2 separate regions of the Homo sapiens genome follow, and region 1 is linked to region 2. Evidence: read pairs that join two places in POLR2A ChIA-PET (ENCODE). Cell type or tissue: Panc1. All regions are shown on one strand.

Region 1 (4,000 bases), 160 kb before region 2:
CGGTTGGAGGGGGAGGGATGCCACGCGCTTCTGCCTCAGGTGTTCCTGCGTTGTTTGTCAGTGGAGAGCAGGTTAGTGGGTGAGCCAAGAAAAACCAATAAGTGTTTCAATTTTTAATAAAATGTCTCTCCTACCCTTTGTTTCTCCCTCCACTTCTCCACAAAAGAAAGAACAGAGTGAATTTTTAAGCACATCTGGACACTGTTTTTGTAAAACTTTTACCCTGAATTCCCAGAAGGAATGTATTGGCTCCCATTTTTCCAAGCAAAAACTGAAATGATTCCTTTGTTTATAAGTACTGTGCTTGCATAGTTTAATAAAACAGTAAAGAAAGGAATTGCACTGATTTGAAAACCTTTAGCTAGTCCGAAGCTTTGCCCTTTATGCCTCTCTTGAAGTCTTTGAGAGGTGCTAAAAGTTTATGGTTGGTTATTTTTGGTGTCAGTGGGAAAGGGAGAGTTAGGAAGGCTCCGTGTGTCCCTTTTTGAATTTTTTTTTTCCTGTGGCTATAAGAGCGTTTAGGCAATGGGGCAGGGGCTGCTCTTGGTCCTTGTTCCTCTGTTCTGCTTCCTCTACCATGCAGTGCCCTCTGGTGAAAACCGTGCAGATACAATCAGATAACAGTGTTCCAGATCTGAGAGCCCAAGGCCTGCGGTGGAAGACAAAATCCATCTTTTCCTTATCAGATAGTGTTTGTTTTTTTCTTAGGTGATTCTTCTGTAAGCCTATTGTTGCCAAGAAAATGAAGTTGATCTTTCATTAATACCAGTCTTATTAGGATGTTGGCATGGTGTTCTAGTATGGGGAGAATTGCAAAAGAAACTTAGAGTGTCAAGCTTTTTTTTTCCTCCCAGAAATGTTTATTATAACAAATATTAATAACATTTAGCAGTTTGTGTATACAGATAATGTACAAAAAATAGACCTTCAAAAATTTCTAATCTGAAGTGACAAATAATTAATGTTTAATAATCACTAGTTGTTCTGCTCAGGATTATATTCAATTGTATATAGTATTTTTAATTCAAACAATACATTAGAGAACAAAGAATATTTTAATGTTTATTCCATCCCTCAGAAATGAAAACTGCTAACAATACAAAAAATAGCTACATATTCCCTGAAAAATAAGTCCTCAGTGTCAAGCTTTTAAAGATGAAATACAGAGACATTTGCTATTTTGGGGAACTTGTAAGATGACATGGTTCTGTTCAGACCGGTGGTTATAGAAGTTCTTTTTTATGCCCTCAAAAATTATGTTTTTTAATTAAAGTTATATTGTCAGGAAAACATCAGCATACTGTGGTTAAGTTATGAGGGTCGGCTGGGTGCTGTGGCTCACGTCTGTAATCCCGACACATTGGGAGGCTTAGGCAGGAGGATTGCTTGAGCCCAGGAGTTTCAGCCCAGCCAGGGCAACATAGCAAGACCCCATCTCTACAAAGAATGAACTTTTAAAAATTAGCCAGGCATGATGGTACACGCCTGTAGTTCTCCCAGCTACTTAGAAGGCTGAGGCAGAGGATCGTTTGAGCCCAGGAGTTGGAGGCTGCAGTGAGCCATGATTGTACCACTGTACTCCAGCCTGGGCAACAGAGTGAGACCTTGTCTCCAATTAAAAAAAAAAAAAGTGTGAAGGTCAGTCACAGCTCTGCTACTGCATAATAAATGTTCATTAGTGATAAGCATTGAACCAGTGTAATAGTTACTGTTTCCTAGAATATTACTTTCCCTAGACCTGTTCTGGGTGTCTGGAAATAAATTCTAGAGGTGTAATATTCCCAGAGTAGACCTCATCTCAGAGATCAATCAAATTTCAGAGATGACCACACCTCAGCTTTTCTACACTACTTTTGAGAAAGAAAGTTGTTAGCCATGATGCCAAAACTGACCCACTAAGCCTTTCGGGGCTATGGATGTACATCTGTCAAATGGCAGCAAATGTTGAATAATGCCCAAAACAGGATGGTCTGAAAATTAATACTTGTATTAGTGCCATCATGCAAACATTCACCATTTTTGTGAGCTTTTAACAAAAATGGTTTGCCTGAATTGAAATCTAATTCGATAACTTTGAGTCCTACTGATACCATTCTAGCCAATCTTTTGAACTTTTATTTCTCTTTGAGTTCTGGGAAATTGTCAGTTATTCTAAATGCTAGCTCGTAGACCAGTTGGTTAGGAGTATCTGGTTAAAAAAAATGACCTGATTTAGAGCTCGTAGTTCAGTGTGGGTAGTCTCTACATTTTCCATGTAGCATTGTTTCAAAAACTGCAAAAAGGTATATTTTAACAGTGGTTCAAACTGTAAAGTGCTGAGCAGATCTTGGGGAACATCAAGACATGGGTTCTCTGTGTTCTTCTCCATAATGTGGGAGATTAGAGGGCTGTCTGGCAGAATTGTGAGCTCTGAGCACAGCCTTGCCTCTAAGGTGCCCGGCTCGGTATCTTTATGCAGAAGCCTGACAGTGAACTAGCAGTCTTTTCAGTACTTTTTTCCAGGGCCAGATTTTTTTTTTTAAGTTTTAAACATATGAAAACATTTGATTCAAATGGTCCTAATAATATGTTTTCTATTTTTCCTGTAAAACCAGGAGTTGAGTTTGAATAACAGCAGAAAACTTAGGAATTAATATAGAGGAGCTATTTTAAATGATCTAGCAGTATAATTATTTGCTCAGAGATTTGTGTAATCAAAAAGGTTTTCAGCCAGGCGAGGTGGCTCACACCTGTAATCCTAGCACTTTTGGAGGAAGGCTGAGGTGGGCGGATCACCTGAGGTCAGGAGTTCAAGGCCAGCCTGGCCAACATGGTGAAACCCTGTCTCTACTAAAAATACAAAAATTAGCCTGGCGTGGTGGCACGTGCCTGTACTCCCAGCTACCCAGGAGGCTGAGGCAGGAGAATCACTGGAACCAGGAGGCAGAGGCTGCATTGAGCTGAGATCATGCCACTGCACTACAGCCTGGGAGACAGAGCAAGACCCCGTCTCAAAAAAAAAAAAAAAAGGAAATTTTCATTGCATGTACCCCATAAATAATATACACATATTTGTATATATAATATTCACACTCAAATTCACATTCAGTTCAAAATTACACAAAAATTCAAAATAAAAAATTTAAACAAAGGAAAAAGTTTAAAAAGCATTTAAAAAGATGGTTTTCATGTTGAAAACATCCATCTTGACATTCTTTTACCCGTAGCCTGTTTAATATTCTTTATTTTGACTGTATTTCATTCTCCTACTTTGCCAAACTCACTTTTTCAATCTTTTTCCTCCATGCGTGCCCTAACTATGGGTAGTCTCACAAAGCCCAATTCCTGGCTTTTTGTTATTTTTTTACACTTTCTGTTAATTTTGTATACCTCTTATGAATTAGCCTATCTGTCCTTAAGTTTCTGTGGCATGCCGTCATACATGACGTCCTGCCTTTTAATCCTGCATTTCTCCCCTCCCCCCAAAATATATGATATTGTAAAAAGATAGTAGGCACCTCACTTTCACTGTTTTTCTGCAGCCTACTTTTTAAAAAAAGACCCTCTTTCCCCAGTGTTCTCTTTTTTTTTTTTTTTTTTTTTTTGAGATGGAGTTTTGCTCCTGTTGCCCAGGCTGGAGTGCAATGGTGCAATCTCAGCTCACTGCAACCTCTGCCTCCCGGGTTGAAGCTATTCTCCTGCCTCAGCCTCCTGAGTAGCTGGGATTACAGGCATGCACCACCATGCCCAGCTAATTTTTTGTATTTTTTTAGTAGAGATGGGGTTTCTTCATGTTGGTCAGGCTGGTCTCGAGCTCCCAACCTCAGGTGATCTGCCTGCCTTGGCATCCCAAAGTGCTGGGATTACAGGTGTGAGCCACCGCACCTGGCCCCCAGTATTCTCGTTATTGCCTTAAAATCACTATCTTCCGACTTCCCCAAATAAGAGCCTGCAGGTCACCTTTGAATATTTCATCATCACCTCGGTATTGTATTTGTCACCAAGTCCTGCTATTTTTTCC
Region 2 (4,000 bases):
ACTTAGAAGTTAAATTATTATTTTTTTTATTGCTTACTTGTTTACATTTTAATTTTGTTTGTTTGCCTTTGTAATGAGCATATGATATTTATTTGTAAGCAGGAAAGAAGAAGGAAGACATCTTTATAACCCAAAGGGCTCCCTACCCTTTAATTTTTGTTGATGGTCCCTGGGCAGGTGGGTGACGGTCAGGTTGCCTGGACTGCGGGGCTGGCTGCTGGAGTGTTTGCTCGGTGGGAAGAGGACCCATATCCAGAAAGAGGAGGAAGGACAGCCAGGGGTTCTGCAGGCCAGGTCCCAGGGCTGCTGACCAAGGCAGCAGACAGGTGGGGACCTGGGAGCACACTAGGCACTCACTCATTCCATCATCCATTTCCTCATTCATTCATTCATTCACCGGATGTATACTGGGTACTTATGGTTCAGAGACCTGATCTGGGCCTTAGGGTTATAGCAGCGAACAAAGTAGACAACAATCTCCACCCTTATGGGATTCAAGAAACAGTAAGTAAGACATAGGGTAGGTCTGATGGTGCTAAACACCATTGAAAACAGGCAAGAGGGGTGGATAGGAAGGCTGGAGAGGGCCACAGTTTCCAACAGGATGGTCTGAGAGAGTCCCACTGAGAAGAGCCCTGAAGGAGGGGTTTCGCTCCATTACACATGAATTAAGTGCTTACTGTGTGCTAGGCACTCTGGATGGTCCCCTGGGAACATTCCCATTTTGATGCTTTCTTTAATGAACTTTTGCAAAGAAACAAAGCATAGTTCTTTTGGTTGCATGTGACAGAAATAGAATGTACGCTTGCTTACTTTTTTTTTTTTTTTAAAGAGAGCTCACTTTTTATCACTGGCAAGTCTAGTGATAGGCTACCTTCAGGCATAGCTCGATCCAGGTGGTTAATCTGTGTCATTAGGAGCCTTCTCTCTCTTGGTCTCTTGCTCTGCTTTCCCCAGGTTAGCTTCTTTCTCAGGTAAGCTTTCTGCACAAGATGCCCTGCACAGCTCCAAGTTTGCATCTCATCAGCTCAGTGCCTGTCCCAGAAGGACTGTATATCTGTTCTTTAATGCCAGCCAAAGTCTTGGGGCCACTCCCACTGAACAGGCCAGGTTACATGCCCATCTCTGGAGCCTGGGGTTGGCCCTTCCTGAATCACAGTGTCCCAAAGGGGAGAGGGCATCCCCCAACAGAAAATCTGGGTGCTGTTAGCAGAAGAATGGGGACTAAATGCTGGGCAGTGAGGAACAGCAGATGTCCACTCTGACAACACTTGGATTAAGGAAGCAGGAAGGGCTGAAAAAACAGCCTGAAAACAGGGAGACCTTCAAGGGTCCCAGCCTGTGACCAACAGACCATGTGAGCTTGGCCAGGTCTTAGTGCTCCAGTCCCTAAATGAGGGTGGTCAGCTGGTTCTCTGAGGATCCTTCCAGCTTGTGATCTGTTTGAGTTTTAGATACATTATCTGAAAACAGATATGACTGAATTAAATTACCAGGTTTGAAATAATACAGGGTTATGGATCCTGGGTAGAAGTTTTTTTTTGTTTTGTTTTTATTCAACAACTAGCTCTGTTGGTGAATTGCTGAGGAAGCCGTGAAGGACATGAGACCCACCTCTGCTCAAGCTATGCTGCTCCTTGCTGGTGGCACCTACCTACACCTCTGCCTTTATAGTGTGCAGCAAAGCTTTGCCAACTTTTCAGTCTGGTAATGGAAAGTGAGCTTCACTGTCATGGATGTCATGCTTTAAAGGCTAGAATGATGCATTAAGAAAGATTTACCCTGGCCTCATCTTCCAGTGCAAACTTATGAGTAGGCCATAGTTGAAACATGACTACCAACAGCTGTAGGGAAAACCAGCTGTGTGGACATCGGCATGTGTTTCCAAGACACCAAGCAGATATCTCAGTCCAGAATTTTGTTTTAATGGTTATATCTTATCTTGACAGACACATACCAATGTATTTCCCCAGGAAGATGGGGAGGGAAGACAGGGATTGCTCCTTGGCGACTCTGCTGATGTGACTTTCTGTTAGTCAGACGTCTGCAGGGGCCAGCATTTGTGTTGAATGGTGGAAGGCTTGGGAGTGAGTCATCTCAAAGCCAGAAAACCATGCATCACCCTCTCCAGGAAGTACTGGCAGTCATACAATTGCACAAGTAGGCAGCCACAGGCCATGTGGATATTGAGGTGGGTAGTGCAGTCAGGCAAGAGCCTCGGAGGCCGATGAACTTGACTTGAAGCCTGGTAGCATTGCTGCTTCTTGGCTGTGTGACCCAAGTCAAGTTACTTGAGCTCTCTGCACCTGAGTTTCCCATCTGTAAATCTGAACGATAATGGCACCCACTCGTAGGAGAACATACTTCAGGTTCTTGTCAGCCAGAATAATGACTACTGTTGGTAGTGGTGCCATTCCTAATGGGCTAATAGGAGACAGAGTGACATAATATTCATAGCAGCTAACATGCACTTTACATATTAGGACCATTGTACTCATTATGGGTACTGTTCTTAGCTCTTCTAAGAGCTAAGGTAGATAACGTGATTATTCCCACTAACCTACGTAGGTACTATATATGGTCCCGACCCACAATGAGTCGCCTTACAGTTTTTAGCCTTTCTGATGGTGTGAGAGTGACACGTATCCAGGAGAAACTGTACTTTGAGTCCCCATACAGCCATTCTTCTTTTTTTCACTTTCAGTACAGTTTTCAGTAAATTACATGAAATATTCACCACTGTATTACAAAACAGGCTTTGTGTTTAATAATTTTGCCCAGTTGTAGGCTAATGTGAGTGTTCTGGGCATGTTTAAGTGGGCTAGGCTTTAAAAGCATGCATTAAGGTGCCAAATCCAGATAATTCTATATTTTCACAATGTGGCATAAGCAAGTCTTCTTGCTACTGCCTTACTTATTGGATTTGTAGGGTAAGCTGAGCTGTGATGTTTGGTAGGTTAAGGGTATTAAGTGCATTTTCGACTTACCATTGTAAGTTGAGGTGCGCGTGAGTTATCATCATCATTCTCAATTCACAAATGAGGAATCTGAGGCACAAAGAGTTAGGTAACCTGCCTGGAGTCACAGGGCAAGTGAGTGGTCGATGTGTGATCAGAACCCACGCAGCTGGTTCCAGAGCCCTTGCTTCTAACCACCACCGTCAGTAGTCTCACTGCAGAAATAAGAGCTGCACAGGATGCTTCCTATAGGTCAGGAAATGTTCTAAGCACCTTCTAAGGATTGAGTCCTTTAACTCTCATAACAACCAAACCCTTGTAAGTTGGTACAATTATTTTCCCCATTTTCTAGATGAGGAAACTGAGTCACCCACAAAGGGCTAAGAAAAGGAATTCACATCCTCGTTGGCTGGCTGATTTAAGACAGGGAAGCTGACCTCTCTGAGCCCCAGCGTTGCCATGGGCTGAGAGGCGATCTAGGATAAGCACCACCTGCAGTCGTGATGTGGACCAGACCTTCTTTGGAGGGGGCCTACTTTATTCCTAGTGAGGGCCTTGCTCACAGACCCCGGCTTTATTCCTGGGCCTGTGCCTTGTCTCTGGCTGCCTGTGGCAGCTGGACAGGGCTGAGAGCCCTTGGGAAGGTGTGGCATCTTGGGGGAAGAGGATTTTGAAGAGATGCCTCTGCCCCTGGCTTGGGCCTCCTGTGGCAGCAGGAACGAGCTTGGCCCTACCACGGATGCAATGGCAAATAACACTGTGAACCTGTCCCAACCACTGCAGGGCAAACAGTTGAATATATCTGGGTCTCAGTTTACTCAGTTGCAAAATGGGATGAGTGTGGAATGAAAGCATGCAATTAAAGGTGCCAAATCCAGATAATTCCATATTTTCACAATGTGGAATAAGTAAGTCTTTTTGCTGCTACCTTATTGGATATGTAGAAATTTTCAAGGAGCTTTCTTTCTTTTAGAGGTAAGGTCTCACTGTGTTGCCCAGGCTGGAGTACAATGGTGCAATCATAGTTCACTGCAGCCTGGGCT

Evidence for each region. Peaks named below come from ENCODE experiments on the same cell type or tissue, not always from the same donor. Only the 100,000 strongest peaks of a DNase experiment are listed, where the experiment ranks them.
Region 1: POLR2A ChIA-PET joins it to region 2 with 5 read pairs; 2 of 35 experiments call an interaction of 5 or more read pairs at or near these places.

What each region holds. Positions count from the first base shown.
Region 1 is chr3:57,138,524-57,142,523 of GRCh38, reverse strand. The region is part of intron 1 of IL17RD (interleukin 17 receptor D); the gene reads left to right. Among named protein-coding and RNA genes, the nearest start is that of IL17RD, 25 kb to the left of the region's middle. In Panc1, a CTCF peak has its summit at 547 (motif pointing left); no DNase peak of the experiment used is centred here.
Region 2 is chr3:56,979,083-56,983,082 of GRCh38, reverse strand. It overlaps a transcript of ARHGEF3 not described here. Among named protein-coding and RNA genes, the nearest start is that of ARHGEF3-AS1, 41 kb to the right of the region's middle. In Panc1, no CTCF peak of the experiment used is centred here; a DNase peak (open chromatin) is centred at 2,072.